2 separate regions of the Mus musculus genome follow, and region 2 is linked to region 1. A link is a loop called in an ENCODE intact Hi-C map of the cell type or tissue named here. Cell type or tissue: heart. All regions are shown on one strand. Links, peaks and the distances in the headings refer to the core of each region. The heading gives the core; the rest is flanking DNA.

The links. Hi-C counts contacts between places; a loop is a spot of excess contacts. Peaks named below come from ENCODE experiments on the same cell type or tissue, not always from the same donor. Only the 100,000 strongest peaks of a DNase experiment are listed, where the experiment ranks them.
Region 2: it touches region 1 in a loop (6-fold over the local background); 12 of 42 quality-filtered maps call a loop at or near these places.

Annotation. Positions count from the first base shown.
Region 1 is chr19:7,443,584-7,460,145 of GRCm38, reverse strand. Rtn3 (reticulon 3) reads left to right here. Exons shown (of 9, transcript NM_001003934.2): 3 at 1,723-3,846. Among named protein-coding and RNA genes, the nearest start is that of Mir6991, 29 kb to the right of the region's middle. In heart, for the core only: no CTCF peak of the experiment used is centred there; no DNase peak of the experiment used is centred there.
Region 2 is chr19:7,600,957-7,617,518 of GRCm38, reverse strand. It overlaps Lgals12 (lectin, galactose binding, soluble 12), which reads left to right and starts at 10,326. Exons shown (of 10, transcript NM_001356574.2): 1 at 10,326-10,392; 2 at 10,696-10,857; 3 at 13,127-13,215; 4 at 13,337-13,550; 5 at 14,391-14,510; 6 at 15,438-15,476; 7 at 16,247-16,273. The coding sequence starts at 10,789. It overlaps Plaat5 (phospholipase A and acyltransferase 5), which reads right to left and starts at 4,982. Exons shown (of 6, transcript NM_025731.3): 1 at 4,689-4,982; 2 at 4,096-4,189; 3 at 2,876-2,984. The coding sequence starts at 4,836. In heart, for the core only: no CTCF peak of the experiment used is centred there; DNase peaks (open chromatin) are centred at 9,768 and 11,438; H3K4me3 peaks cover 1,574 bases; H3K27ac peaks cover 514 bases; H3K27me3 peaks cover 2,151 bases.

The DNA.
Region 1 (16,562 bases), core at 4,225-12,224:
GTTCATGAATATTCTGAGCTACATAATAAGTTTGAGGCCAGCCTGGAACGCAGAAGACTTTGCATCAAAAAAAGTATTTAATAAAAAATTTTCAGTCTGCCAGGTAGTCATGATGCTCATAAGAAAACCCACTAGCATTCTGACAGCAAGACTTCTAGCCTAACCTCACAGTTTTGCCTTAGATTGTTCTATACCCAGTTCAAAACTATTGGAGTGCTCAGGGTTCAGGGGAAATTGGAGAGAAAACAGGGCATAAGAAACTGGCAAGTTCACTTCCTACCAAAGCACACAGTGTCCTCACTGTTATCCTAGTAATTACATATTTTGTGATCATCGTTTCTATTGTGGTTTCTTTTTCTTTTTATGGAATATATCAGTTCCATTATTTTATTTGTTTATTGATTTTGTGTATTTTGGTCTTTCTTCCCTGTATTAGCTCCATAAAGAACAGGTTTTTTTCTGTTTCATTTACTGCATTAAATCCAGTTTCTGAAATGGTGTCTGGCATGTGATAGACATAATTAATTTACTTTGCTGACAGTCTCATCTGCGAGTCTTTCTTCTGAATCATCTGAAATTCCATGTCTATAAAATGGTAGGCTATGCTGTCTTTGTAAGGTCAGTTTTGCTTGCCTCAGGGTTACATTCCTGTTGGGAAAGATTCAGCATTTTAACCTAGGTACAGGGATTCATTTACCTTACACCTCTTTCATGCTGAGGATCTCAGGTATGTAGTGATGGGTATACACAGTTTACGACATCTATGTCATCATTTTTTTCGGCCAGTTTTATAATCAGACTTAATTCTATGACCACCCACCCCATCCTTGAAGGGGTTCCCACTGCCTAGGTTACAGCTTTACTGTTCTAAAGCTCAGATCCTGTGACATAAAATTTATTGATGTGACAGAATAAAACAACTCCTGTTTTTCTATTTGGAGACAGGGTCTCTCTACATAGCCCTGGCTGTCCTGGAACTTACTATGTAAACCAGGCTAGCCTCTCACTGACAGAGAGAGATCTTCCTCCCTCTGGTGCCCCAACCCCACCCAGTGTGCTAAAGGCATGCACCACTGCTCCTGGCTAATGAGGCAACAACTCTTTTATATGGCATTTGGAAACATCTGATGTTTGATGATTAACATCTGATGTTAGTATGATTTTCAGACTCAAGAAAGACCTGCTGCCTTTCTAAATCAAGAACAACTTGAGTCAGGCTGCTAACTCTTCCTTCTCAGATTGTGAGGACTGTAACAGGGGATCTGTAGAGCCAGTGTGTTCTGAATTGTTCAACTCACAAAGGAAGACATTACAGCAAGCTCTATTGTATAGATTACATTGTTCCTATAGAATAACTACCCCCCCCCAAAAAAAAGAATGGAAAAACTCCCCAAATCTCCCAGTACCATCACCCCTTTATTATGGGGGGGGTTAACTAATTAAAAAATAGTTGTCCTGAAAAATAAATGTTTTGTCATTCGAAATTTGTAGCATGATACTGGCTTTTGTTTTATTGTTGGCACTTTAATGCATGTTTTGTAGGATAACCATTGACCTTTGGTTTGTTATGTACTTTTGTGTGTGTGTATCTGTTCATACACTCTGTGTGTGTGTGTGTGTGTGATATTTTTAAAAATAAAAAGCATGCTGCTTGGCCTGACTAGCTAATGTGTGTACTTGCATCTGGTAAATGATCTTTTTCCTTTTAAATTCTGACCATAGCGGGATTGAGCTCTCTTTGCTCTGATGAGCCACCTTCAAAAAGTATGACTTCCTCCTTTCTTTCATCTTCTGAAATACATAACCCTGACCCTACAACACCGCTTGGAGAAAAGAGTGAAACATTAGGTAGCCAGTTTGTTCTAGCTAAAGGAAAAGACCCCTTGGTTCTTCTAGATAAGAAAAAACTGGACTCACCTCAGGGGACCAACAAGGACAGAGTAGACGCTCCGGTTTCTCTTGCAACTGGCATTCCTTGCAGCCACCCTTCTATTCCAGACAGTTTCCCAGAGCAACCTGCTTTTCTGTCAAAAGAAATTGGTCCAGCAGAAGAGTGGGTAGTTAAAGACCAAGAACCCAAGAACCCAAACAAGGTTCCAGATGGGGAGGACAGAAGTGCACTGGATTTTGGGCAGTCTAAGGCAGAACACATTTGTACATATTCCTTGTCCCCATCTGAACTTCCAGTAGCCAGTGTAGAAAAAGATTCTCCTGAGTCACCGTTTGAAGTAATTATTGACAAAGCAACATTTGACAGAGAATTTAAAGATTTGTATAAGGAAAACCCAAATGATTTGGGTGGCTGGGCAGCTCATGGCGATAGAGAATCCCCCGCAGACTTGTTGGAAATGAATGACAAACTCTTTCCACTGAGAAATAAAGAGGCAGGGCGTTACCCATCCTCTGTACTGCTCGGTAGACAGTTCTCACACACTACAGCAGCACTGGAAGAGGTGTCTAGATGTGTGAATGATATGCATAACTTTACTAATGAAATACTGACTTGGGACTTAGATCCCCAAGCAAAACAACAGGCCAATAAAACATCTTGCACCACAGAAAGTACAGGACTAGACAGGAGTGAACTTCGCTCAGAAATTCCAGTTATAAATCTTAAAACAAACCCTCAACAGAAAATGCCTGTATGTTCTTTTAATGGGAGCACTCCCATTACCAAATCCACAGGTGACTGGACAGAAGCATTTACAGAAGGAAAACCTGTAAGAGACTACCTCAGTTCCACAAAAGAAGCTGGTGGCAACGGTGTGCCAGGCAGTTCTCAGCTTCATTCTGAGCTGCCTGGCTCTATGCCTGAGAAATGGGTCTCAGGCTCTGGAGCAGCCACAGTGGAAGTAACTTTACCTAACCTGAGGGGTGCCTGGCCTAACTCTGTGATGGGGGAAGTCACAGAGGTTGATAGTTCTGGGGAATCTGATGACACAGTAATAGAGGACATCACAGAAAAACCTGACTCCCTTCCAAGTGCTGCTGCAAAAACAAGTGAAAGGGAAATCAAAGAGACTCCCAGTCGTGAAACTGTGAGGAGTGAAATGTGTGAAAACTCTGAGCAGCCGCAGGCCCAGCCAGAAACTCCTACTCAGAAGAGTCTGGAAGGTGAGGTGGCTTCACAAGTACCTAATACCCTGAATGAAGTCACACCTGAAAAGCTTGATATGACTAACAACCCCAAAGTTTGCTCAGCAGCACCTCCAAGTGTTCTTAATGAGACAGGATTCTCACTAACTGTGCCAGCTTCTGCCAAGTTGGAATCTTTGCTTGGAAAATATGTTGAAGATACAGATGGTTCCTCCCCAGAGGACTTGATGGCTGTCCTCACAGGAGCCGAGGAGAAGGGGATAGTGGATAAAGAGGAAGGTGATGTTTTGGAAGCAGTGTTAGAGAAGATAGCAGACTTTAAAAACACTTTGCCTGTGGAACTCTTGCATGAAAGTGAGCTAAGTGGTTCTGAAACCAAAAATATTAAAAGCAAATACAGTGAAGACAGCAGAGAAACAACTGGAGGTGCCCCTACGATGTCTCCCGACTTAGAGCAGGAGCAGCTCACCATCAGAGCCATTAAAGAATTAGGAGAAAGGCAAGCTGAGAAGGTGCAGGATGAAGGAATATCTTCTGGAGGAAAACTCAAGCAAACCTTTGCTCCACAGTCTGGGCCACAGAGTTCATCTGACATCCTAGAACACACAGATGTCAAAACTGGATCTGATCTTGGAATTCCCAAAAATCCTACTATCATCAAAAACACTAGAATAGATTCTATTTCCAGCCTTACCAAGACTGAAATGGTTAACAAGAATGTTCTAGCAAGACTTCTCAGTGATTTCCCAGGTAACCATTTACAACAGAAATTCTGCATGTGGCTGATGCTGCTGTGATTATCAGACTACCACTTTTTCATTTTGCTTTATGCCCTGTAAGAAAAGGCAGACTTCCCACACACACTTAGTGATCACTTAACTTAGTCTCTCTATATCTGTATTTCCTAAAGCCACAGACTTTGGGAACTAACCTTCTGAGTTCTGTTCTGTTTCAAGGTTCTTCTTTCTTTATAAGTGGCCTAAATGTGGCTATTGCCTTTAAGAATATCACCACGTTCATATTTATTTACCAGTTTGTGATTTTGCTGCTGTTTGTTTTGAAACAAGGTTACCCCAAGCTGGCCTGGAACTCACTACGTAGCCCAAGCTATTGTTGAGCGCATAGTATCCTTCTTCAGCCTCTCAAGGGATGAGATTATAGGCCCAGTCTGTATTCTTATTTATTTTTAAAGTTCAGTTTTTAAATCTCCATGATAGTAAACATTGATAGGTACTTGGATTTTTTTTTTTTTTAAAGAGGGGACTTGTAAATTTTAATTAGTTATCAAAGATAAAAGAATTCCTGCAGGGAAACTCGGTAAATGTAACTTTTAATTAATTTACTGTATTCCACAGGGTTTATGCTTTGAAAGTAGGTGACCATTATTACAGTGTTCTTTTGGAGTAATACTTAAGAGAAACTCATTCATTCTTATACTTCAGGCCTACTGAACAGTCTCCAGACAACAGGACATTTAATAGTACCAGAAGATCTTCATGTTTCTTTTTTATTTGAAATGATCTCTTTCCTAGTAGATGGCTTGCAGGAAAATGGCTTTAAATGCTGTTTATTTTGCAAAGTGTATTAGTTACTTTTTATTTCTGTGAGAAACACCATGACCAAGGCAACTTAAAAAAGAAAGTATTCATAAATAAGTAAATAAATAAAAGCCGGGCATGGTGGCTCACGCCTTTAATCCCAGCACTCGGGAGGCAGAGGCAGGCGGATTTCTGAGTTCGAGGCCAGCCTGGTCTACAAAGTGAGTTCCAGGACAGCCAGGGCTACACAGAGAAACCCTGTCTTGAAAAATCAAAAAGAAAAGAAAAGAAAAAGAAAGTAAGTATTCAAAAAGGCTTACTTAGCACCATAGTCATGGCACATGCCTTTAATTCCAGCACTGGGAAGACAGAGGCAGATGGGTCTCTGAGCCTGGTCTACAGAGGGAGTTCTAGAACAGCTAGGGCTAAAGGGGTTAGGGACTCGCTTATAGTTTCAGAGAGAATGACTTCATGACAATCATGGTGGGGATCATAGCAGCAGGCAGACAGGCAGAGCTCTGGAGCACTAACTGTGAGCTTACATTTGATGCACAATTAGGAAACAGCCAATTGGCATGGGCTTTTGAAATTTCAAAGCCCACCCCCAGTGACACACCTTCCCCAACAGTACCTATTTGTCCTTACCAAAACAGTTCCACCAACTAGGGACCAAGCATTCAAATATATGCATCTATTCGGGCCATTCTCATTCAAACCACCACAGTTAAGGGGTAAAAAAAGATTCTTAAAGCTCTGTATACAGCCAGTGTTAAATTAGACTACTACTTCAGTGATACATCAGTACCTTTTGAATTCCTGGGTTGCATTGGTTCTCATTGCAACCATTTTGAGTGATGAAGCATATAGAAATTAGGTCATAAAGCCTCCTGTCTAATTCTGGCATTTTTAGACTTCAGTGTGACCTTAGACAGCAAGCCTAGCTGGTTCATTGTCTTTCTTTGGTACTGGGACAATGGTAGTTATTTTACAATGTTTTATAGTGTTATAAGTAAAGAATTTTGTAAGTATTTTCGCCTAGAATGAGAAATAAAAAGAGATGTAGAAGTTAAGGATATTTCACTGACCAGATTCTGTTATTGGTAAATATTTTTAGGTGGTAGTTAAGGCAGATTGACATAGTTAGAAGCTTAAAAGTCACTCTTTACACGTGGTGACTTACATCTATCTGTAGCTCCAGTTGCAGGGGATTCAGTGTCCTTTCCTGGCTTCCTCAGACACTGTACACACATAGTACACTTACATACTTGCAGGTAAAATATCAGTACACATAAAATTAATACTAAATTTTTTTTAATGTTATTCTTTTTTTTTTTTTTAAGATTTTTATTTATTTATTTTATGTAAGTACACTTCAGACACTCCAGAGGGAGTCAGATTTCGTTACAGATGGTTGTGAGCCACCACGTGGTTGCTGGGATTTGAACTCCGGACCTTCGGAAGAGCAGTCGGGTGCTCTTACCCACTGAGCCATCTCACCAGCCCCCAAAATGTTATTCTTTACAAATTTCAAAATTAAAAACCTTAGCAGTTATTTTATGACCAAATCTTTAAAGATGTAAAACATTTCTGTTAAATGCATCAACTTGTTTTCACACAGTGTGTACACATGACATGTACATACACATAAGTAGAAATCTTTAAAATAAAAAATTTTTAAATAAGAGCCAGGTGTGGTGGCCCACGCCTTTAATCCCAGCACTTGGGAGGCAGAGGCAGGTGAATTTCTGAGTTTGAGGTCAGCCTGGTCTACAGAGTGAGTTCCAGGATAGCCAGGGCTACACAGAGAAACCATGTCTCAGAAAAAAAAAAAAAAAGTTAAATAAAAATAAAATCATGAGACTAGAGAGATGGTTCAGTGCTTAGAAGCACTTGACTACTTTCAGAGGTCCTGATGTCCTGAGTTCAATTCCCAGCAACCACGTGGCAGCTCACAAACATCTGTAATGAGATCTGACGCCCTCTCCAAGTGTGAATAATGACCAAGCCCACTCAGTCAACAGGCAGTGCAGGAGTGAGGATTGAAAGGAAACAAGACAGTTAGACAACATTGTATGGTGACCCCAGTCAATTCTGAGACTGAAGGCAAATTTTTATTTTCCAATCCACTTTTTATACCATTTTTAATTACATGCAAGTATTTTGGGCAAAGCAGTACAATAAGGAACTAACAAAGCAGCAAGCAATTACTCCCATGACAGTTGTTTAAAAGGGCTTGTTATACTGACCAAAATACTTGAGCCCACTTCCTCGTCCAAGACCCAAAATCTTGCCTGAAGCCTAGTTCTTCTGTTCCACCCTAAGACTAAAATTCCTGCCTTGCCCTACTTCCCTATTACAGCCTAAAGTTAGATTCTTTTTTTTTTTAATTATTCATTAGTACACTGTAGCTGTCTTCAGATGCACCAGAAGAGGTCGTCAGATCTCATTACAGATGGTTGTGAGCCACCATGTGGTTGCTGGGATTTGAACTCAGGACCTTCGGAAGAGCAGTCAGTGCTCTTAACCACTGAGCCATCTCGCCAGCCCTAAAGTTAGATTCTTGCTGAAACTTACTTCCTTATTATGCCCTAATGTTAGATTCCTGCCTGAAGCCCATTTCCTTGTCCTTGGCCAATGTCAGACTCCTGCCAAGCGGTACCCCAAAAGGCTTTCCAGAGAATAAAGACAGAGCACACATATACATAAGTTACATGAGTAAATAAGTCTTTAAAAAAAAAATAGGGCCAGAGAGATGGCTCAGCAATTAAGAACTGACTGCTCTTCCAAAGGTCCTGAGTTCAAATTCCAGTAACCACATGGTTGCTTATAGCCATCCGTAATGATATCTGACTCCCTCTTCTGGAGTATCTGAAGACAGCTACAGTATACTTAAATATAATAAATAAATAAATAAATAAATAAATAAATAAATAAAGTCACCTTTTTATTATAACCTGGTAGGGTTCTATTGGACCCAGTGTTTCTGTATATGACTATACTTAAGAATAATTTAAAAGAAAGAGGTCTGAAGGCAGTATAGAACATAAAAAAACAAACAGTTTCTGAAAGAGTTAACATGGAATACATTTGAACAATTAAATTTAATCTATTTTTCATGCTTTTAACCAGAAAAACAGGCTGTAGTTGGGACCTGACCAGTTGAGAGAAAAGGTTTTTTGTTGCTTTGGGCTGTTTGTTTTGAGACAGGGTTTTATCTATGTAGTCCCCCAAGTGTGGGTTAAAGGTGTGCTACCACCACCCATCAAAAGAAGATAAATTAAGTCATTCTCAATGAGGAGATATTAAAAGGGAAGAAGTATCCTGAAAAGGAGAGATCCAGAGGACAAAAGCCTAAATTCTATAAAATAATCTCTGTGTAAACTTTTTCTGATCCCTGATCTACATGTGTACATGAGAGAATCTAGGCAATCCAGCTAAAGATGGAAGAACGGAACCATGACTTGATCTGCACCAGTGACAATTTGCAAATAGTCTTTAACAAAATGTAATGGCATGCTTAAAACAACCCCCAAAATCAATACTCTCAGTGGTTGTAAGCACTTGTTGATATAGCAAGAAGGCTCAGGTTCAGCTTCTAGCCTCCTTAGGCTAGGCATCTGCACTCACTTAGTGCACATACAGACAAGCAGGCACCCACCCACATGTACATATGAAATAAATACAATCATTTATTTGCATGTGGGAAAGTGTTGACTTGGGGTCTGTCTGTATAGCCCTGACTGATCTGGAGCAGTCTGTGCTCAAGCTCAAAGAAATCCCTCTGCCTCTCTGCCTCTGCCTCCCAAGTGCTGGGACTAAAGGAGTTAAATAATTTCTTAATGCATGCTATATGGAGAACTATAACAGAGTAGTTACATTAAGCTGTAAAACATTTTAGTTATAGTGTCTAGAATGGAAATCAAAACTAACTTTGTTAAAACCAGAAAAATAATTCAGTTTGGAAAAGGATCTCTATAAACTAAATTCATATATTAGAATTAAATCAAGGCCAGCCTAGTCTATATATATGAGTTCCAGGACAGCCAGTTGCATAATGAGACCCTGGAGAGGGGGTGGGGGAAAGATAATTTATTATAGTGAAGGAAAAATGTTTGTATTGAATGAAAATAAAGGGAATCTCAGCCTAAAAATAGAAACAGAAATTGCCTAGAGGAACCCCTAGAACTATAGACATCTGAAATTTGAAACTCACTAAGTGACCACAATAGCAAAATGGGAAAGAGAAAATCTGTGAGTTTGATGAATAGGGAATTATACAACCTGAAATACAAGGGAGGAAGAAAATTACCTTCAAAACTTCAGTAATCTGTGGAATAATCAAAAGATTGTGTAATCAAAGTCCCACAGCAGACTAGAGAAGAGCTTTTTGAAGATAAAATGATCACAGACTTCCTAGTCAACGAAGTACACATGCTGGCTAAAGCTCAGCTGTCACCTACTAGGATAAGTCCAAAGACAACTCTCAGGCTGAGGGACTGGCTAGGACTCAGTGGGTTCAGAAACTGATAGCATTGCTAACAGTTGATTGCAGCAAAGGATCACACAGGAAGATACCAGGCGAGCTTTCAGCTGTCAACACTCTCAACGCAGGGAAGTATCCAATTCTTCTACAACTATGATGACAAAATATAAAGAGTTGTCATCCAGAATTGTTTGTTAAGTCCTTGGTATCCAGGATAACAAGCCGTGTGTCCTTAACTGCTACATGACTACTCAGACGCCAGCATCACCAAGCCAAAATAGGCATTTGCCATAAATCATATTACCGGGCTATGCTTAATCTGACCATTATGAAATAGCATAGCCCTGAGATCTCAGGCACATAAAATGTTAAAAAAAATCATCATCAAATAACCAAAGTGAGATATTTTATCCTCCTCTCCTGCTTCCACCTCCAGAGTGCTGGGATGTGCAACCATGTCCAGTTTTAACCCAGATTTCTATATTAAATAATAGGAGACTAAAAATCAAGGGGCTGGAGAAGTGGCTTAGCAATTAAGAGCCCTAGTAGTTCTTTCAGAGGATGCTCTCTTCTGGCCTCTGGGCACTGCGTATATGCAGTACAAATACACATAGGCAAATACTATTGTACATGGAATAAAAATGATCTTTAATATATAATAAAGGTTTCTTAGATGTGAAAAAAAGAGAATTTGTTATAGATGACCTGGACTACAAGAAATGCTAAAGGAAGTTTTCCAGATTAAAGAAGAATGACATCAATCCCATTAAGCACTAAACGCAATAGGATCAAGAATTCAAGGAAAAGGCTGGCAAGATAACTCAGTGGGTAAAGACACTTGTTGGCAAGCCTGATACCCTGAGTTCAGTTCCCCAGAACCTACATGGTAGGAGAGAACCAGTTTCCACAAGTTTTATGCATGATAGTGAGCTCAATCCCAGCCTGGGCTACATAAAGAAAACCTATTAAAAAAAAAAACAAGAACAGTGGACTTAAAGAGATGGCTCATAAACTAAGAACACTTGCTGCTCCTACAGAAGATCTAAGTTTGATTCCCAGTACCCATGTCAGGGAGACCATAACATCCTGTAAATTCAACTCCACAGCTCTGGCCTCCACAGGTAACTTGCACTCACTTGGAGCACACATAGAAAATACACTTAAAATAACTCTTTTTAAAAAGTGTGAAAGGAATCTATCCTATATAATTTATAAAACAATCACTAGCACTGATTAATGAATGTAACAAAATTTAAGAAGACATACTGGCTAATGCTCAAAACATAAGTAATAGAAAATATGTCTAATGTGCATGAGGCCCTGGGTTTGAACCCTAGAACTACAATAAAATAAAGTACTCAAGGGCTGGAGAGATAAGTCAGCAATCACCTATGATTGTAGCTCCAGGAGCTCTTTTCTACCTTCTATGGGGAAATGCACACACACATAGTTTGAAAAATAAAATACCTGGGACTGGAGAGATGGCTCAGTGGGTAAGAGCACTGACTGTTCTTCCAGAGGTCCTGAGTTCAATTCCCAGCAACCACATGGTGGCTCACAACCATCTATGATCCGATGCCCTCTTCTAGTGTGTCTGAAGACAGCAACAGTGTACTTATATATAATAATAAATAAATCTTTAAAAAATAAATTAAACTTGAGATAAGATCTTGGAAAAAAAAAGAAAATACCTAAAACTCACTGTATTGTTATACACTAATAGCAAATAATTTTTAAAAACTTTGAATCGGGGTGGGTAGTTGCAAGTCAGGTAAGGTGGTACATGCATGAAGTCCACTTGGGAAGCTAAAAGAGGAAGATCTTGAGTTGAGAGAACCTGCAACCCTGTCTCCTGCCCCCTGCCTCCTCTCCCTTCCCCCCCAGTACATAATATATTTTCATTTAAACATCACAATTAACAAAAAAGGGGGAGGCTGGAGAGTGCTCCAGCTTGGTGGCTTAGAGACTTGTTACAGAAGACCAAGGTTTGATTCTCAGCATCCGCATTGTTTTTTAATTAAGATGTGCTAGAAACTACAGATTACTGCAGAGGAAAATGAAGGAAGAGCTAAGGGGAAAAGATGTTCTATCTGCATTTGGAAGACTGGCAGTCATTACCATGTCAGTGCTGTCCAGAATGTGGGTTCAATATAGTGTGGTCAGAGTACAAGGATTTTTCTGCCACAGAAAATTGAAAGTCCAAATGGAATTCTTCTGTGGAAATACAAAGAACTTAGCAAACCCAAGCAGTATTGGAAAAGAAAAATTAAGGGACTTAGAATATTCAAGATATTATAAAACCCTAGTAATAAAGACAGCAGTGATGTTGAAAGTTAAGCAGAGCACAGGGGGTATTACTACTAGTTCAGTGATTTAAACAGTGTTAGTTCTTATTCTATAGGTCAGAAATGTAGATGTGGGTCATCTGCTGATCTTCTGTGCAAAGTCTTGCTAGGCTGAAGTGAGGTCTGGTTCTAAAACTGGTGTGTGTGTGGCTGTGTGGTCCAGAATTGTAACCTCATCTGAAGCTCAAGAGCTTGTCATCAGCTTCTTTGGTTGCTGACAGAATTTAGGTCATGGAGGTTGTGGGATTAGATCCCTACTTTTAGTTGTGGGGGGGTGGTAAGAGATGGCTGGAGAGGTGGCTTCGTGCCTAAGAGCATGCATTGTTCTTGGAAAGACCCAAGTTCAGTCCTAGCACCTACATTGAGTGACTTATAACTACCTGTAACTCTTGCTTCATCAGCCACTTGGACTCATGTGCACATACCCACACAGACACCAAATACACATAATTAAGAAATTTTAAATCTTTTTTTAAAAGATTTAGGTCTAGGCATGGTGGCACATTCCTTTAATCCCAGCACTTGGGAGGCAGAGGCAGGCGGATTTCTGAGTTTGAGGCCAGCCTGGTCTACAGAGTGAGTTCCAAGACAGCCAGGACTATACAGAGAAACCCTGTCTCAAAAAAAAAAAAAAAAAAAGACTCAGATTCAAAATATATTTACAAATACCTTGGCCATATCTAGGCTCTTCTCTGACTATAATCATAACTTAGATAACCCAATTATTTTAATCTACATTCTGCCATGAGCCGGTTACCTGTACTCAGGTACCATGTAGCCATCTCCTCACATCTTCAGAGGTGGATCTCCCGGGTCTGTCCCAGAATCCTTTCTCTGGATGTTCCACCTTCAATTTCCTAACTAATCCATAGGCCATCAGATTTATTATTGATGGGTGCCACATTCATACAGACATCTTCTCTCCAGGATGTAGGTGCTGGGAACTGAACTAGTCTGTAAGATAAGTACTCCTAATGGCTAAGCCATCTCTCACCCCAGATCACAACTCTCACTAGCTATCAACTGAAGTGGAAAGTGCTGGTCGTGTTTAGCTTCTGGAGCTGCCCTCAGGTTCTAGTACTCACGTGGTTGCTCACTGCACTGACTAGCCTCTCCTAATCACAGGTTCTACTCATAATTGAGAACAAGTGGGACATTCTATACAGGACACATAAACCAAGTGGCAAGTCTTAGGCAATGCCTTGGGATGTTGCCCACCAGTTCTAACATCACATGGTATACAAAATTAATTGAAAATCAGTCAGTAAACATAAAAACTTTTTTAAAAATCTTACAAAGCCAGGGTGGTGGCTAAGGTTAGATAAGAGGACTTGGGTTCAGCCCAGGCTGAGTAATGAGACTGTTGCAATGGAAGAGAAGAAAAAAGAAAAAAGTATCTACATTGTATGGGGCTAGACAAAGGGTTCTTAGGTCATTGGATGTACTAATCTCAGAATAACTTAATTAGACTTTATCAAAACCAAATTTTTAATTTTTTTTTAAATTTTTGCATAATGAAAGACATCACTAATAAGTCACTGCCTTAAGAAAGTTCATGCCAAAATGTATTTATTGGACTATCAGAAATTGGACTAAACAAACTAATTATACTTCCCTGTTAATGGCTAGTTTTTGGCTATCCCACTTTGTGCTCCCAGCTGGTCGCAGGCGCACACCTGCCCAGGAGCTATCTCAGTTCCACAGATGAAAGACTCACACACATTAGCTCATTTTTAAGCTGCCTTATTATAGGGTCTGTGGCTGGGCTCTTCAAAGCCTTCCAGCCCTTCCTTCAAGCCCTTACCTTTTACTCCTAGCTCAATATTTCTAAATCTGCCCTCAACTTAGTTGCCCAGTTACCTTCTGTGAAGCCCATAGGTCTTGCTGCCCAAGACACTTTCAAGCTTCCTTCCCTGGACCTCTTTTCTTTTCCGCCTACGTTTTGGAAGATCTCCCCTACAGCTCTGAGTCTGTCTCTCTTCCCCTAAATTCTCCTCCTCCTCCTAGCCTGCGGGAACCTGGAATTCCTGCCTCTTTCTTTCCACTCAGCCATTGGCCACTGGCATCTTTATTGATAGATCAAAACCCAATTGTGGGCAAGGACCTCCAGCATCAGTAAACACAGATTCCCAATTAAATCAAAGCATCAGACCCACTCCTCTACATTTACCAGAAGATTTTACACAAACAACAGTAATACAGTGTAAATCTGTCCAATACTGAATCTCACACAGTTTAAATAGTTACCACTATCCATTCATTCTAATGGCTCAAGCTAAATACAGTTCCTAGTGAAGGGGGAGTGACAGCGAGAGTCTCATGGACTGTGGCTGAGAGTATAAATGAGGAAAGCTGGACAGATTCTTGAAAAACAATACCCATTTGTCCTACAGCCTAGCAACTCCACTATAGAGGAGTAAAAACTCCATATACATACATATATACACACACACATATATATATATGGTAGTTTTACTAATAATGTCCTAAAGTTGAAACAATAAGGGAATAAACATTCCTTGACATAGCTATGTTTGTGTATAGATCACAAGGACAACTTACAGGAGTCAGTTTTCTCCTCCTACCTTGTGGATACCAGGGATCAAGTGATCTTATCTGCTGAGCCATCTCTCCAGCTGGACATAGCTAGGTTGGATTTTTTGTTTTGTTTTTGTTTTGGTGCTTGCATCAATATAAATCTCATATATTATGCTCAGTGAGAACCAGCATAAAATAATTTGTACTGTGTCAGTTATGTCTATGTGACTGTAGAACATCTGTGTGACTGTAGAACATCTGTGTGACTGTAGAACAAAAGAACTGGGACAGCAGTGGTTGCTTTTGAGTTGCTGACTTTTGGGTTAGTCAGCTTTCTACTACTGAAGCAGATGCCTGAAATAACTTGCCAGGCTCATAGTTGGCTTTGTTGCTCTTGGACCTTTGGCATCACCAAAGTAGGGCAAACGTGCTGAAGCAAAACTGTCAGCCTTATGGCCAAAACACAAGGAAGAAACTCAGACCCCCTCAATACTCCATGACCTAAGACCTCCACTAGACACCCAAACCTTCCCAAACTGCCTCTCTGGGAATCAGCCTTTAACTGAATGGGCCTTTGGGAGTAGGTGTGGGGGATCGAGATACAAACTCTATAATGAAAAAGGTGCACCTTCAGGAGTGTGGTCTTTTGTACACTTTGATCGAAATTGAACAGATGTACATATTGTACATGTACCCAATGACTATGTTTATGTAGTTTGCTGTAATTTTACATTTAAAGAAAAACGTGAAAAGAATACTCCATTTTAGTCCTGGTTCTCAAGCTGAAGTAGATGTCCTGATAACCACTGTTTATTTTGACATGCTTGTTTAAACACTGGAGTGAGCAGAAGGATACAGTGCAACATCAGTGGATAACATCAATGTGTTTGTACTTTGGAGGTGGGGGGGGTGGGGTTCAAAGCAGGGAGGGTTTCTTTTTTGTAGCCTCAACTGTCCTGGAACTCACTCTGTAGATAGGCTGGCCTCTAACTCACAGAGAACTCTGCCTCTGGAGTGCTGGGATTAAAGGTATGTATGTGCCACCCCACCTGGCTAATGTGCATGTAATTAAATGCTACTGAACTACTCTTTAAAAATAGCCCATGTTGCTTTATGGTATATGTATTTAAGCACATTGTTTTAGATATACTATTTTATGTGTTTGAGTCTTTTGCTTGCACATATGTGTGTGTACCATGTGCATGCCTGGTGCACTTTAAAGTTAGAGTTGGGCATTGGGGAACTCGAGTTAACTGACAGTTGTAAGCTGCCATATGGGTGCTGGGAATTGATCCTCAGTCCTGTGCAGGAACACATGCTTTTAACAGCTGAGCCAATTCCAGCCTATTAGCACTTTTTTGTTTAATGTAGAAGTTGGACATGATGGCATTTAGCGTTGAGGCAGGAGCAATACAGTGAGCTTGAGTCCAGCCTTTGAGACAGAGTGAGCCCCTGTCTCAAAAACAATCAAACAAACCAAATAGTGTAGGTGTGTAGCTCAGTGATATAGTACTCACTCTTGGGGCCTTTGGTTTCCATCCCTAGCATTGCCTGAGGGAATAAAATATAGGTGGTTGGTTAACCTGAAATGATTATCAGCTATGCTATGCTGGGGGCAATAAAACAGAGGGGAGTATCTGTTCATTACCCAGATGCCCACTGTCTTAGTTGAGGTTAGTATTGCTGTGATGAAACACCATGACCAGAGCAGTTTGGCAAGGAAAGGGTTTATTTGGCTTACACTTCCACAACACTGTTCATCACTGGAGGAAGTCTGGACAGAAACTCAAACAAGGCAGGAACCTGGAGCTGGTGCAGAAGCCATTGAGGGCTGCTGCTTACCTCTTGCTCCCTCTCAATCTGCTCTCTTATAGAACCCAGGAACACTAGTCCAGGGGTGTCCCCGCCACAGTGGCCGCTCTCACATCAGTCACTAAATAAGAAAATGCCTAAGGCTTGGCTACAGCCCTGTCTCGAGGCATTTTCTCAACTGAGGCTTCCTTCTCTCTAATGACTCTAGCTTGTGTCAAGTTGACATAAAACGAGCCAGTACACCACTCTTTTTTCACAGGAGAGTTATTTGCTTTTAAGTTATTTGCTTTTTTGAAGTTTTTAAGGCTTCAAAGGTCAGGGATATGTATGTGTATTTACCTGCGTCAACTAACAGAAAAAGACAGACAAGCTGACTACCACTCGGGTTTGAGGCTGGCTGAGGTGTCCCACACTGGCAGAGGATGTAAGGGGTAAAAGTGGGAGGATTGCACATTCAAGGCAGTTCAGTTGCTAGAGTACTTGCCTGGCATATAGGAACCCCAGGGTTTGAACCCTGGTACTGCTCAAGTGGGGCATGGGGGCACATGCTGTAATCTCAGCACTTGGGAGGTGGAAGCTGGAGGATCAAAAATTCAAGGTTCTGCTAGTTTTGAGTTTGAGGCCAGCCTTGGCTTTATGAGAACCTTTCTTTAAAATGTTTGTGTGTTTAAATTTGTTAGCACTTACGTAGTTTTTCAGTTAGCGTGGTCCAGTGACTCTGCTCTATAAATTCTTTTCTTCTTTGTTGAG
Region 2 (16,562 bases), core at 5,005-13,004, 160 kb before region 1:
TTAGTAAAGTGGAGTTATTCACCCTAAATTCAAGGTCCCTCTCCTTAAGTTCTCTCATTCTCCAAATTTTTGGGGAAAGTGGGAACTTATATCTACCCTCCAAAGTGGCCTCCAACCCCGACCAACACTCCAGTGTTCAGTTTCTGAGTCCTTTACCCTGACTCTGTCTGACTCCACCCTGTCTGACATACACTGTTATTTCAAAGCCCTCCAGGCACCCACTGCTTATTTCTTTGGCATAGGCTGACAACTCGGCTCTAGGCCCTCACCCAAGTTAAACGCCAGACTCTAAAGGCATCCTAAATCAAATCAAGTGGGCATGGAGCAAGGAAGTGGGGAGAGAGTTTTGTTCTTGCCTTGGGCAGGGGGCAGGTGGCAAGAACAAGGCCACAGTAAGAGTGTTACTTTCAACTCTAGGAGAACCAAACCCAAGGTGCTTGGTCCATTTATAAAGCATACTAACTCTTTAGCTGGTATGTAACCAGACATCAGAGTCACCACAGGGAGCTGGGAGGGAGAGACCATTACTTAGGAGTGTGAGAGGAAGCCTCCAAAAGAGAAACAGAGGGATGGGGGGGAAGGGAATCGCACCTGTGCTAAAGATTCTACAAAGCAGATGAGGAAATTTCATGGTTACAGGGAGTTAAAATGCAAATTATCTTGGGATATGTTTAGTCCCTTTGGAAAGCCAGCCCTTGTCTGACCTAACATCATCCCTGTGGCTATCAGAACCATACAACGGACCCTTCAGAACTAGCTTTTACCCATCCAAGTGCTGAGGCTGTGGTCAGACAGCATCTGAAGCCTCTAACTGGAAGTCCCCGGCTTGGCTGGAACCACTTGCCCATCCACCCTACCACTGTATCTGGTAAGTTCATTCGTTTCTTTGTCCTGCAACTAACAAAGTGCCGTGTAAGCACTTCCACAGTACAGCACAGCATTCTTGGAGCTCATCATCCATAGCACAAGTCTTTGCGATTGTTTCAGAGGGATCTTAAGTGTTCAAAGCAATAGCTTCCCTGTAGCTCCAGAGGCAGCAGGGACTTTCTGCCCCATAATACTTACTGAAAAACAAATCTGACTTGGCAAGCACTCCACTGAGGATGTTTGAATTGTGCAATATGAAGGTCTTATGAATATTCATAACTATTGCCAACTAGTGCTGTTCTGTGTTTATATAAATTCTTCCTTGGAAGTATCATTTGAACAGACCCCCAACACTGACAGAAATGTTTGCAGTACCCTGTGGAAGAGCCTTTAAGGAAAGCCAGAAATTCTCTTTGGTTGTGGCATTAGAGACACAAGCATTGGTCCTGTAAAAATGTTAGGATGACTGACATCTCTATAACCCAAAATAATTGATATACAGACCAATCACACACTTTTCTGCTATGTAATAAGAAAGGAAAACGTGTGGCTATTAGGATTCTTCTGCTAAAGAGACCATTTAAATGAAAGGATCACAAGGTCATAGTAAACTAGCCAGTGGTAGCTTACAGCTGAGGTCTCCAGCAGACCCCGAACTCCTCACTAAAGCCAAGGCTTAGAGAACCAGAAAACATGGCTCAGCCGGTAAAAGACATTGCAGCCAAATCTTAATTTGATCCTGGAATCCGCATGGTAGGTAAGGATCAACTTCTTCAAGCTGTCCTCTGCCCCCACCCCACCCCATGTGCCATATCCCCATACACAATCAATCAATCAATCAATCAGTGCAAAAAAATGTCTTAAAACTAGATACATGCACCATCTCTACAAAATGCAAACTAATCTACAACTGCCAGAAAGCAGACTGATCGCTGCCTGGAGATAGAGGCATGGGGGCAACAGGGAAGAGACGACAAGCAGGCATGTTCAGTGGTGACACATGCCTTTAATCCAAGCACTTGGGAGGCAGAGGCAGGCAGATCTCTGAGCTCGAGGCCAGCCTGGTCTACAGAGTGAGTTCCAGGACAGCCAGGGCTATACAGAGAAACCCTGTCTCAAAAAATAACAAACAAACAAAAAAATTAAAATTAAAAAAAAACATGCTTATGGATGTGTATGATGGCAAAGGGTTTCACACTTGAATACGTGTATCTGTGAGACCACAGACCCTCTTGCTGGCTCATGCACGTTCATTCTCCTCCCCCTACTCAAAAACCAGGCCGTGTGCCCCTGCAGCTCCCTTGTCTGAGACAGAGAGGTGATAAGAAACAGGTTGCTCTATGGCCTTGAAGCCCTTCACCAACCCCATCCCCTGGAGCTACAGGACAAATTCACGGTCCTACCTTGTGCCTGCCACCATGCCCTTAGGTACAGTGACATGGCCAAGATAGATCATGTGATATGATGCCTCCCCCCTCCACCACCCCACCACACACACACACACACACACACACACACACACACACACACACACACACACTTCCAAACCCTGTAAGAGTTAGAAACGCCTTTGCTCTCAGGATATGAAGGGTCAGCACTCTCTTCCTCCAAGGCCTGTGGCTGCTAAGACACTCTCTTTCTCCAGCTCTCCAGCTCTCCCGCTCCAAGGCCTGATGCTGCCCCCCCCCCCACATTGTGAAGCTCTCTCTCCTCCTAATAAAGGTCTTCTGAGGGAGCAGGGTAATCTCATGTCAGCTCCTTCCCAGGAACCTGCCATTTTTCTCTTTTCAGCTCTAACATAACAATATCAGAATGTGTCTAATTGCATATTTTAAAAATCTAGAATTTAAATATGGGCTAAATGTGCCTCAGGAAATCTACTTTAAAAAACACATAACCAATCTCTCATGTCGGTGCAGATATTTATTAGACGCAGAGTAAAACACGATGCAGTGAGCAATGACCAAGAAACTAAAACACTCATCCTATGGATTCCTGGGATACGCACCTCAACTGCTTGGTTTTTTTGTGTGCTTTCGATCTCTGAATTTGATGTTGGAATCAGCTCTGTCCTCTTCTTGCTGGGTGTGAGCTCCAAACTAGTTTCCGGCTTCTCTCTAGAAAATGGTTTTGCAATCACATTGTAAACATCGTTCCACGGCTGTTGGAAAGTCTGTGTGACTGAACAGATCTGTGCTTTTAAGACACCTTTCAGTTTTGTCATCGAAAGAGACACACACACCTGCAAACTTGACTCTATGAAGACATTCATTCGCCTTCATACAGTTCAACAGCTTCGCCCTGGTTGTCTCCAATTGCTTAAAACTGAGTGTGTAGGTGAGAAGTGTCACATTCAAAATGGAGTCCCTGGTCTCAAATTCAGACAAAAATGCAGCCATAGGGAGTGCTGGCATGCACTGCTGGCAAGAGCTACTTTGAGGAATCCCACAAGCCATAACTTTGCACAAAGAGCACCACGTCCTGCCACAATGTTGCTTCTCAGGGGACACCCCTGCCCAGCAATCATTCATCTTGGATTGGCATACCCTGCTGGTCCCTAAACACCCCTGTTATAATTAAACCTGTGGCCAAAGATGATTTATTCACAGCAACTTTAATTCTCCTCGATTCAACTCTAAATGTGTCTTCCTCTTCTCTATTCCTTGGAATGGGCTGCTGGTTTCCACAAGGTGTGTGCATTTTGCACTGGACTATGAACTTATTCTCAAATAAATTCTATTATTCATTCTCCCTTCCCCCTCTGGTCAGAGCTTTCTGATTATTTTCTAATTTGCACATTATTCTTTTCAAATCTCTATCAGTGAGTGATACACACTGATCTTAAAAGGAGAGAAGACGGTACATAATAGAGTATAATAAAATGCAAAACGCCTCAAACCTCCTCTCCTTGCCCCAACCTAATGCCCAGGCACAAACCTCCTAAATTTTTCACTGGTTTGTACTCCTACAAACTCACTCAACTTTGATGAGTCTGGAGAGTGGTCTTGTGGGTAAAAACTTCCACAAGATACGCCAACAGTCATCAGGTCTGCAGCCTAGTTCAATCTTACCCAGCAGGCGCTACTCACTAGTTTGTCCTTGGCAGAAACCATCTGGAGGAGGCAGGTTAGGGGGTGGGTATGGTGTTCTGCAGAACTAGCATCTAAATAAGATCTTCAAAAATGCTTCTGGTACCCAAAGCCCCAGTCCTCATAGTAAGACTCTTACCCCTGCTGAAAGCTTCGGGCCTGTTCTAATCGGCGGTCTTGCTTGAGTTGCTTCGGCAAGAACTGGACCAACAGCGCTTGAGAACTCGCTGAGTCTAGTTCAGGAGGGAAGGGGTGTGATTTAATACACAGCTGCCTTCTATGGGGGAAGGAGGGAGCCCCATGAAAGACCAACTCGAGTCAAAAGTGGGCTGCATGTTCTGATTTAGAATGGTGTCTAAAGCCAGGTGTGGTGGTGAATGCCTCTAATCCCACCACTCTGAAGGCAGAGAGGCAGACGCATTTCTGTGAGTTCCAGGCCAACCTGATCTACATAGTAAGAGTTTGCGGCCAGCCAGGGCTACATAGCAAAACCCTGTCTCAAAAAAAAATTATATCTGTGTGTGTGTGTGTGTGTGTGTGTGTGTGTGTGTGTGTGTGTATAAAATAAGAATTAGAACTGTGTCGGTTCCTGCTTTGCCCTCCATAAAATTTGTATGGGGGCTGTCTAGACGCAAGCAACTGCCAAACCATTTCTGGCAGGGGCCAACCGCTGGGAATTACCCTCAAAGATCTCGAGGGAGAGACCCTACTCCTGGGACTCCTGGGGCAGACCTGAGTGGGGTACAGTTGACTGTCCAGTTGCAGATTGGGTGTCACTTGACTCTGTACTTGAGGTCTTCGAGATCTGCGTGGGGCGTGGCCATGGGACCCTGGAAAGGCGGATCCCGAACTCCCCGCTGGCTGCTGGGCTCAGGCCCATCCCGCTGGGGCCAGCAGGGACAACGCGCCTGCAGGGAGGTGCGGACCAGGGTCCGCCTAGCCCCGGGATCATGGGCACTGGGGCCAGCGGGGCTGGAACGGAGGTGAGAGAGGTGGGGCGTCGCCTCCAGGGAGCGCGTGTCAAACGGCGGCGAGAGCGCGTGGGGCGGGACGCGCGGAATGAGGGCGCGCGCGGGAGCGGGTGGGGTGTGGGCCGCTGCAACTGTGCAGTAAGCGTATGCGTAGACACTGGCGCGGAGGAAGGCGCCCCAGCAACTCAACGGAAAGGCAGGCGCTCCACGCAGGAGTTAGGTCATTCATGAGTCACGCAAAGACGCGGTCCCAAAGTCCCAGAGGCAGCACCTGAGGCCGCTGGAGAAGTCGAGAGTTACTGACTAACCAAACACACCGAGGGCTTTGAGACCGGATTATAAAGGCTGGGAATTTCAATTTCTCTACACAGTGACATCCAGGCAAGCCTCCGCTAGCATGAGACACAAAAGCGAAACACGGGAGCTGGAGTGATGGCTAGGGTTCAGAGCATCTGTTGCTCTTGCAGAGAACTCAGACTAGGCTTCCAGCGCTCACCTGGCGACTCACAAAGGTCTATAAACCCAGTTCCAGAGAATCTGACGCCCTCTTCTGGCCTCCACTAGCTCTAGGCGTGCACATGGTATACAGACATATGTGGACAACACATATGCACATTAAATAAATCTTTTTGAAATGAAAGCCAAATAAATATACAATGTTTACACAAAGATGGGAACACACCCAGTACACAAGCCCCACCTACGTCCCCTGCTTTCCATCCATCTTCTCCCTCCTCCCTGAGTCTAATGTGTCCTTTGTCTCCACAGTCTAATGTGTCCTTTGTCTTTTCCTTAGTTTTTTACTATGGGACCTCGCTCTGCTGGGCAGGCAGGCCTTGAACTCCTGAGCTCAAGGGATCCCCATTTTCAGTCTCAGGACTGCGTACATACAGTGACTCTATCCACGCAAACTTGCACTCTACAAAGTCATGTACTTTCCATTTATGTGTTTGATGTGCTTTGGTCAACTTCACTATTCAAGTCTCCTTCCCTCAAAATCATCTCACCTCAATTTCTCTCCACATCCTTCACAGCCCCCCTCAGACATTCCTGGCCTTACAATTATTATTCCCAAAGTCCACGCATGACAGCATGCATGCTACTTGTCTTTCTGAGTCTGGCATAGTTTGATAAACATGATCCCCCTTTCCTTCCATGTTCCTACAAACAATGAAAAGTCCTTCTTTGCGGTTGAATAAAATACTTTCTCTAGCCATTGATATCCTCTTACCTTTTAACTATTTTTCCAAACCCCCTTTTGCAAACCTAATACCTTGGGGTTTTTTCATGATTGAAGCTTCATTTTTTTTTTAAAGATTTATTTATTTATTATATGTAAGTGCACTGTAGCTGTCTTCAGACACTCCAGAAGAGGGAGTCAGATCTCTTTACGGGTGGTTTTGAGCCACCATGTGGTTGCTGGGATTTGAACTCAGGACCTTTGGAAGAGCAGTCAGTGTTCTTAACCGCTGAGCCATCTCACCAGCCCTGAAGCTTCATTTTTAAAATGATGGCTGGCTTGAATATCTGTGTCCTTTCAAAATTCAGAGTGAAATTCTAACCCTAAGTAGGTTAAGTAGGTGAAAGACTTTGAGAACTTAGACCCCAAGGGCAAACTCCTCATGAATGGGACCTGTATCTTTATTTTAAAAAAACAAAAAGACCCCTACTGAGCTGGAAGCCTCCTTCACCACGTAGGTTATCTAGGCATTGCCATCTATGACCCTGAACACAGCTCTCATCAGATGCTGAATCTACTGGCACTGGTCCTGAGCATCCTAGCCTGGAGAACTTTGAGGCATTTTTGTTATCTACACGAGTCTTTGTTATAGATGCTACAATGGCTTGAATGAATGCTCAATGGGCTCAGATATTTGAACACTTATCCCTGGTTCATGGTTCTGCTTGGGGAGTGTGATGGCTGATCTTGGTTGCCAACTTGACTGCATCTGAAATCAGCTAAAACCCAGGCAGCTGACTCACCTGTGAGGGATTTATTTTTATTTGAGGTTCCACCCTAACTCTGGAACGGACTTTCTGATAACACACACACACACACACACACACACACACACACACTACAAAACATAGAAGAAGGAAGCTTCTGCTTTTTGCCTACTTGTCCTTACTCTCAGTGGCAGCAAGTTCATCTATCCTGCTGCTGCAGCATTCCTTCGGTAGTATTAGAACCTGAGTCTTCAAGATTCCAACAGAGACTAAAGACCAGCAGCTCTTCCGGGCTCCTTCTAGACTCCAAGCACCAGATCAAGACTGCAAAAATATCTACTCTGGAGGATTAACTGACTACTGGAGTCTTGGTCTTTCCATCATGAGACAGCCATCATAGGACTACTCATGGTATTTATTCATTCATTCAATCAGTTCTGTTCCTTTAAAGAACCCTGACTAATATAGGGAGGCTTAGGGTGTGTGGCCTTGCTGATTGTGGTGGGCTTTGAGAGAGAAAAGCCTGTGCCACTTGCAGTGTGTGCTCTGCTTGGTGGGCATGGTTGGGTACAAGCACTCAGTTTCCAGCTCCTGCCTCCACGTTTGCTGCTTGCTTCTATGCTTTCCCAACATCATGCACTCTTGTCCCTCTAGAATGTAAGGCCAAATAAGACACAACTTCTATAAGTTGCTGTAGTATTGGGTTTTGTCATGGCAACAGAAAAAAAAGCAACTAATACACTTAGCAAATGCACTGAGACAAATGCCACTATCATTTCTTCCAGCATTTCCTATGACTCGATCATGTGTAGGAGACAAAGAGGTCCTTGTGCCCTCAGATAAATACTAGGGAACCTTTAATGTTAAACATTAAATGTTACACATAGGATTGTTCCTTCAAAGGAAGAGATTTATAACCTGCTACCCATATGGTTAATAGCCTGGCGACGTTTGCAATATGTGGCTGAGACCACATCAGATCCTCTCCCCAGACTCTTATCACATGAGCTTGTTTTACTCAATCAAGCTATAAAATGCATCAAGGTATCACATGTACCTTACAAAGACTTTCTTTTTTCCCTAAGATTTATTATTTATATATATACACACACATGCATACATACACTGTAGCTGTCTTCAGACACACCAGATGAGGGCATCGAATCCCATTACAGATGGTGTGAGTGACAATGTGGTTGCTGGGAGTTGAACTCAGAACCTCTGGAAGAGCAGTCAGTGCTCTTAACCACTGAGCCATCTCTCCAGCCCTTACAAAGACTTTCAATGTGGTCATAGCCAATCTTTGTTTAGCTTACTTTATATTTTATTGTGCATTTTTACCAAATAGTGCTGTGCTTAAATTTGCCTAAAATAAACTACTCAGAGTCAGACTTGCAAAGTTTGAACCAACACTAGCTACTTAGAAGTGTTGGACGGAATTACCTTCTTGCTTCCTAAGGGTCATTACTCTGCTGCCTGTGGTGGTTACAGAGACCTATACACACCCTAATATTACTGTAGAGATTGTAAACTGTGTGTTCATACCATGATTTATTTATTGATCCAATGATAAAGCTACTGGGGTGGATAGGTTTGATTGTCTGCTTTTCTTCCCTTGACTGAAACAGGCACTGAAAAGGAACTGAATTGTGTCTTGGTATGCTCACACATGAGAGTCCATAAGACTTAATACCCTAGGGTGCATATAATGTTCAGCATATAATGCTCTAATATAAAAAACCAGGACCTTTTCTAACTGACAGTATCAATTTCATTTCTACCAGCAGTATGTTAGAGATCTAATTTATCTAATAGATATCTAATTTATAGCACACACAGCATACACTACACATAAATAAAAGTAATAATGAATGGATACCACAAGAACCGTGGGGTGGAAGACCCATGGGGTGGAAGGTAGTTGGTAATATTCGTTCATGAAAACCTAACACAAGACATGGTGGACCTTGTTCGTCGCTGGAAAGGGAAAAAAAAGTTCTTATATGATGAGAGAAATTACTATTCATACTGAGAAAAATGAAACTGGACTACCTAATACCCACATACATAAAAATAATTCCAGCTAAGCTGAATGGTGGTGGGCCAGCTGCCAACTTTGTCCATTCGTCCTGACTAGTTTTTCTCCTAATGTTCACACCCTCTAATTATTCCATCAAGTGTCCAGATGTTGTCAACTGACTCCCAGGTGAAGAAGGTCCCTTTCTTGGTCTGCGGAATGGATTCTTAAGGTATTCTGCAATCGTCCAAGACCCTCCCAGCAGAGACAACTGTATGAGAACAAGGCTGGCTGCCAACCCACAACAGAGGTCCCAGACAACACTTTGATCTTGAACTTCTAGAACAGAGACAAAATAGAGTTCTGTTGTTTACACCCCACCCAATCTGTTGTATTTTGTTATGACAACCCAAGTAAATGAGTGCACCCTCCTCCCTCATTTCCCAGCAGGGCTGATGTGGGGTGGGGGAAGGGCACCACTAGCCTTGGGGACCCAGATCTGACTACAGTGCAGGGCACTATAGCCTGGCTCAACTGGTCTCTCCACCTGCCGTTTCTCCTCCCCACTGTGGCGAACATATCTCTTTCTGAACACACCCAGGATTGGATTTCCCACAGAAACACCTTCAGCTCTCCTGCCACACCTACCCAGCCACAGCTGAACAAACTCCTTGCTTGGCACCCAAAGTGCTTTCAGTTAGAACCCAAGTCAGGGTTTCTCATTAATGCTCAGTAGAATTGCCTGCAAGGCCATTTCCTGGACTTCACTCCCAAAGAGCTTTCTCCAGTAGGTCCCGGGGTGGAGACGCCACAGTTCACCTTTCTGGCAAACTTCTAGGTGGGGAGATCAGGTGAGGTAGACCTGCCCAATCCCTCCGCCAGGCCCCTCACATGGCGCTCTTATCCCTGGAACGACTGTACCAACACCCTGTGTAGCTGACATACCAGGAATTCCCTGCTGCCAAGTCTGACCCCATAGTTAGATCAGGAAACCTCCCAACGTAGGCTAAAGTTGAGGAGTTATGCTATTTTGAAAGAGGAACTTTAACTGGAATCTGAGCCAGGCCTAGAGGCCTCTCCTAAAACAGCAATATGGGTCCAGGCTCAAACACAAAGCCCAGCCATGGTCACCCTTGTGACACCGGGATGAACAAAGGGAGGCTCAAGGAGAAGTGACTTGTGGAAGGACACAGCATGTAAGAGCAGAGGCTGTGTTCCCTCTAGCCAGTGCTGCTTTGTCTGAGACCAAGGGAGCCCTCCTCTGCCTGGCCTTTGTCACTCCACTTTCTTGTGACCCTAGCTGGTCCCTGGCATTTGCAGCTAATGCTGAAATGGCCTCAAGGGACTGAACAACTTGGGGGAAAGGGGAAGAGAGGGGAAAGCAACCAGGGAATGAATGCGGGAGGAGCCAGGAACCTGGGGGCGGGGCCTCTTAAGGAACCTGCACACGTGTACCACCAGCAGCAGCAGCTTCCCTTCCTACTATCCGCTGAAGGCCCAGGTGAGCCCCAGGAAACAAAAGCCCTCGCTGAAATGAGCCGGCCCTAGGCTTCCCTTTGAAGTGGCCAAGTGCTTCAGACACAGACACAGATGGGCTAGTTAGCAAGTCCATGAGTGAGTGCCAGCTACCCGCCCCTGGACGCGCGGGAGTTTCTGCTAGCAGGTCCAGTCCAGCAAAGCTGCTGCTGTACCATCATAGCGGGGGTTGATGTGGTTCCTAGAGGTGGGCCAGTGCCCCTCCCAGGTCGGCTCCAAGAAGCATTAGAACTCCATAGCGAACAAGTAAGACTAACAGCTTGGATAGCTGTTGCAGAGGCTGGGAAAAGTGAGTCCATTCCGTGGGGAATCGCGTTGCTGGAATCAGGATCAGAGGCTGAGTTGAAGTTGCCCCTCCCCCATGTCAACTGACGAACACCTGGACCCGATTCCTGACAGCTTCATCCTGCAGCCGCCAGTCTTCCACCCGGTGAGTAAGCGTAATAAAACGACCAATCAGCTAAATTCCAGCCTGCAAGTGATTGGTCGGGCTTCCAGGATCCTTGCCTATTCAATACGCCTCTTCTGGGATAGATGGCTAGAAGAATGGAGGTGGATTGCTATGAGGGACACTAATGACTAAGGGCAGCCCCTTCTCCAAGCCTGAGGGAAACCCTCCTAGTCAGGGAGAATGTGGATTCCTCTCTCCCTCCCCCTGTTCAGTGCCCAGGAGACTTTCTGAAGCCCAGCCACGTTTTCAGAAGGCCAAACTCCCAGCAGGCACTACCACTAATGAGCACTAATTATTACTTTCCCCTGCTTGGTTCTCTCCTCCTTAGAGACCTCCATCAGAGCAGTTAATTAACACATTCTGCCAAGAGCCTGGGAACTGGAAGCCACTGGGCTGCCTGCCAAGCTGCCATGCCATGTAGAGATCCTGGCCTCTGGCTCCTCCCCCACCCCCACCCCCGCCCCCCAGGTGCCTGAGCAACAGGGCTGAAGCACCTGAAACCTCCTAGGTCCCCACAGCCTGTTGCTTCGCAAGCTAAGACCGCCACCTGGAGGGCTCCTCGGAGTGGTCTGGGCTCTCTGATTGCCACTGGGAGTTGACAAGCCACCTATAAGGGCTGACCCTGTGACACTGCCCCAGGTTCCCCTTCCAGCTTGTCTGCACACCCTCTGTGGAGCACCCACTGTGCTGAGCCTGCTGAAGAGAAAGACAGGGCTCCAATTATCTTATTCAGTGATCCTAATGGAAAAACAGCCAGCCAGCTCCTGTACATGAGGGACCAAGGGCCAAGCTAGCATTGTGAGTGAAGACTCTGAGAACTCAGAAGAGGGAAAGCAAAACGGTGTCAGGATGGAGGAACAGGAAAAAGTGGAAGGGAGCAGACCCAGCAAAAGTAGAGTAGAAAGTGTGTCCATACTTCAGGAAGGCCAGACAGCCTCTGTATGAGGAAAGATGGGCCCCAAGAGATGGGCCTGGTCCCTAGTCACCGTTAGGTATCTCCAAAGAGAGTCCACATCAGGGCCAACTTGCTCCCAACTTCTTCATTCTTTTTTCCTCTTAGCTCCTAAACTCTGGGCATTCACCAGCCCTCAGCAGCTTCCTTCCCAGATGGCACCCAGTGAAGTGACAAACCACAGTAGCACAGCAACCTGGTGTGCCTCAGCTGGGTGGTGCTCTGACAGGGCTGTGGAGCTGATTAGGGTTCCCTGTGTCATATAGCTTTGGCATGTCTGCCCAAGAAAGAAGAGCTTTGGAAAGAACTGGGCTGGGTCACTAGAGTAACAAATTGATGGGATGTAGGGTTGCCATGGAAACAAGTCTCTGGGCAAGTCTGTGAGGTATTATCTCAATCCCATTAATCAAGGTAATGAGAGTCACCCTAAGTGTAGGGTGGCACCACCCCATGAGCTGACCCCTGGTCTGAATAAAAGGCAGGCATGAGGCTAAGTAAGCAACAGCTGCCACTGCACCCTGCTTCCTGCCTGGATGTGATGTGACCAGCTGCCTCAAGCTCCTGCTGGCATGCCCTCCTGCCATGATGGACAGGACTCTTCCTTCCTTTCTTCAGTTGCTTTTGTGGAGTATCTTGTTACAGCAATAAGAAAAGTAACCCAGGAATATTGGAGAGAAAAATGCTCCTTCCCTACTAGGACATTTTCTCTTGAGGGTGAAAAAACTATTACTTTGCAAAAACAACTTATGGCAAGAAATATTTATTTTGGCTCACAACCATAGGAAATCCATCCACCGTGGCAGGGAAGATGGTAGGAGGTGACCACTCTCCCAACTCCACAGTCAAGAGTCAAAGGCCTGACAGGGGTGATGGCACATGCTTTTAATCGCAGCCCAGAAGCAGACAGAGACAGACAGAGGCAGGCAGGTCTCTGAGCTCGAGGCCAGCCTGGTCTACAGAGTGAGTTACAAGACAGCCTTGGCTACAAAGACACCCTGTCTCTTTGGTGGGGTGAGGAGGGGACACGAATGCTTGCACTTCGTCGTGTTGTTCGGTCTGTGATCCAGCCTTTAGAAAGGTACTGCCTGCCCACATTTAGGATGGGCATTCTGCTTCCCTCTAGAAATCCTTCACAGATGTACCCCAAAGTGTGTTCCCTCATCAATCTAACAGTCAAGATCAACTCATGGCGATGCTGTTTTCCTGGTCTTTCCTCTCTACCCACGTCCGCCCCTGTCCATAGACATCCCTGGCCCCACGTCCAGTTGGCATACCCGATCTCTCTTCCTTGTTCAGGTGATTCCTTATGGCACAACAATTTTTGGTGGCCTGTATGCAGGCAAGATGGTCACGCTGCAGGGTGTGGTCCCTCTGCATGCAAGGAGGTAAGGGGGACTGGCTAGGACGCTCGGTAGGGCCCAAATTTAGGGACATCAATCTGGAGTTCCTCTCTACCTTTAGGATTGATTTCTGTAGGCACTCAAAACCTCACAACTCCCCTACCAGGTTTCAGGTGGACTTCCAGTGTGGGTGCTGCCTGCATCCTCAGCCAGATGTTGCCTTCCGCTTCAGCCCTCGATTCTACACTGTCAAGCCCCATGTCATCTGCAACACCCACCAAGGTGGACTCTGGCAAAAAGAGATCCGGTGGCCAGGGGTCGCCCTGCAGAGAGGGGATAGCTTCCTCATTCTCTTTCTCTTTGAGAACGAAGAGGTGAAGGTGAGTGGGAGGTTGTGTGTGCATCAGGCAGTCTGGAGCTGGCACTTTACATGTCTCCTGCTCTTGTCCAGTTCTCCATGGCACTGTGAAAAATGGCCCCATGGAGACAGGATAAGACTGCTCTGGGCCTGTATAGCAATAGGAAACTGCAAAAGTCCCTGGATCTAGTAGGGAGAGGGATCCAGGGCGTGGTCAGAGCAAACACTCAGAAGACCCATGCTTGGTGGCAGGCAGTGTGCTAAGCCCTTTTTGTGAATGTACCCATTAAATCTTTCCCACAAGGTCTGAGGTGGAATCCACTGTCGTCACAATCACAATCTCCTTTCAGCCAGGGCAGCAGGAGACAGGCAGAGAGAACTTAATGTCCAGGCTTTGGCCTCCTATATGATCCTAACAGAAAGATAATGAGACCTTCAGATGGTTCCACAGGACAAGGAAGCCCTGATGGACGAAAATTATCCCCAACTTCCCTAGCCTTGGTTTCCTTGCTATAGATAGGAAAAGGATGATGGTGATGATGGTGGTGGTGATGCTGCTGCTGCTGGTGATGATGGTGTCAGTGGTAGTGGCAATGACAATGGCAACAACTCAGACTGGCTAGGAAGGAAAGAGCTTTGTCATAGGTAAAGTGGACATGGACAGTGCCCTGGTCCGAGGATCAGCTCTGCCCCCTATCAGCTCAACATTGGACAGATTAAGTTTATCTGTGCAATGCACCTGCCTTGCAATGTTTGGGAAAAAAGAAATGTAAGGTCTTGGAAGGCTTGCTTGTGGTGCCTAGGGTGGACTATGCACATAGTGTGCAGTGTGCTGCTCTTCCACTGTGGTTTGCTTCCCCAGGTGAGTGTAAATGGCCAGCACTTTCTTCACTACCGCTACCGGCTCCCACTGTCACGGGTAGATACCCTTGACATATCTGGTGACATCTTGGTAAAGGCTGTTGGATTCCTGAACATCAATGTAAGTTCCCTTGGAGCCAAGGCTGCGTCAGTAGTGGCCTCTGATGTCCCCTGATCCTGAACAGGTCTGGGGCTCACTCACTCACCCCAGATTGAGAAAGAGGGGAAGGTTCTATATGCCTGGGATAACCAAGAGAAAGAAGTGCAAAACTGTGTCAGAAGTGAGTGAGGTGAGGAAGAAGAGAAGGTGACCACAGGTGACCACAGTAAAGAAGCCCAGGAGCCATGGGCAGGAATCTTTCTGCTTGGCACTGAGGGGCAAGGGGCATGGCACATCAATGCCAATGCAAGCTGCAGTTTGATAGATGAATCGTATCTACCTAACTTATTCAGAATACAGCTAAATATGCAGCTCGGCGGTAGCGCACTGCCCTGGCAAACACAATTAGGTCAATCCCCAGTACTGCAAATACAGTCCTGGGTTGACTCAGTAAACCTGAGCTGGGCCAAGAGTAGGCATGTTTCACACACCAGCATTAAAAGGCTGTATGGGGAGCAGTCAGGGGCTTACAGCGGTTCCAAAGGCTGGCATCTCTTTGTTTGTTTGTTTGTTTGTTTGTTTGTTTGTTTGTTTTTCCCAGACAGGGTTTTTCTGTGTAGCCCTGGCTGTCCTGGGAACTCACTCTGTAGACCAGGCTGGCCCCGAAGTCAGAAATCCTCCTGCCTCTGCCTCCCAAGTGCTGGGATTAAAGGTGTGCACCACCAGTGCCTGGCTTTATTTTACTTTTTTATGTTATATGTATGAGTGGTTTTGCCTGCATGCATATATGTGTACCATGTACATGTCTGGTGCCCATGGAAGCCAGAAGAAAGCATCCAATTCACTGACACTGAGTGCTGAGAACCAAACCTGGGTCCTTTAGAGGAGCAGCCACTGAAACATCTCTCCAGCTCTTCCCCCACCTCCACCCCTTTTCTTTCTCAACAGCCATTTGTGGAGGGTAGCAGAGAGTATCCAGTTGGATATGTGAGTTTCTTTCATTGATTTTTTATTTTTTATTTATTTATTTATTTATTTATTTATTTATTGTGTGTAAATGATAATGTGTCTGTGCGTGCACAGTGGGGGAGCATGCATGTGTGGAGGTCAGAGGACAATCGGCAGGGGTTCCTTCCCACTGTGTGAGTCCAGGGAGGGAACTCAGTCATCAAGCTTGATGGCTCCTTAGCCCAAATATCTGAACCTCTTGGGGGAGCAAGGCTGGACAACCACACTTAGAAGCCAGCTGGCCCTCTCTCCTCCCCGCATATGATTGCACAAGGCTCAGCTGACCCCTTCCCTCACGGCTGCAGTTGCCAGGAATATGCTGTGGCTCCCTTAAGCCACATGGGGAGCCTGGTTTTGCCTTTCCCCTCCTATCTCCAAGGCATACTTGGGAAAATGGATGGAGGTAACTGACTCCCTGGAAGGGCCCATGATTCCCATCGGGAAATAATTTCTACTGAGTTTTAGGTCCTCAGATCAACCCTGCAGGATGGCTATGGTTGATGCCATAGGACAAAAAGGGAAGATGAGACCCACAACCTTGCTGAAGGAGTAGGAAGACAGCTCCTCCCCACTACTCAGAGACGGGGATATCTCAGGACTCAAAGGATCCCCCCCTGGGAACCCAATCACTCACCTACTGCTGGGAGAGGCACAAACTCCTTGTGTCCCCCAAATGCAGGCAAAGTAGGGAGACCTTCCCTTTGCCCAAGCAAATACTAACAGTGTCCCTGCCTCTTTCTCTCCTTCAGCCCTTCCTGCTGTATAGCCCCAGGCTGGTAAGTGACCCTCACTCCAGGCCTCTCCTGAAGGTGAAGGGAAATTCCATTTCCCTTCTTTGTGGAAAACTGCAGCAGTGGGAGGGCGAAACAGCTCCTGGCTGAACTCCAGTTTCATCTCACCCTCTTCATTTGCTCTGCAAATGGGCATTTAATACACTCCATGACTGGCCCAGTACCAGGCATCAGGCTAGGGAAACCATCCAGCCCCAGACCTCCAGTTGCTCACAGGTGCCAGAATGATAAACCACTATATACCTGCTACATACAATTCAGAGCACACTGACGG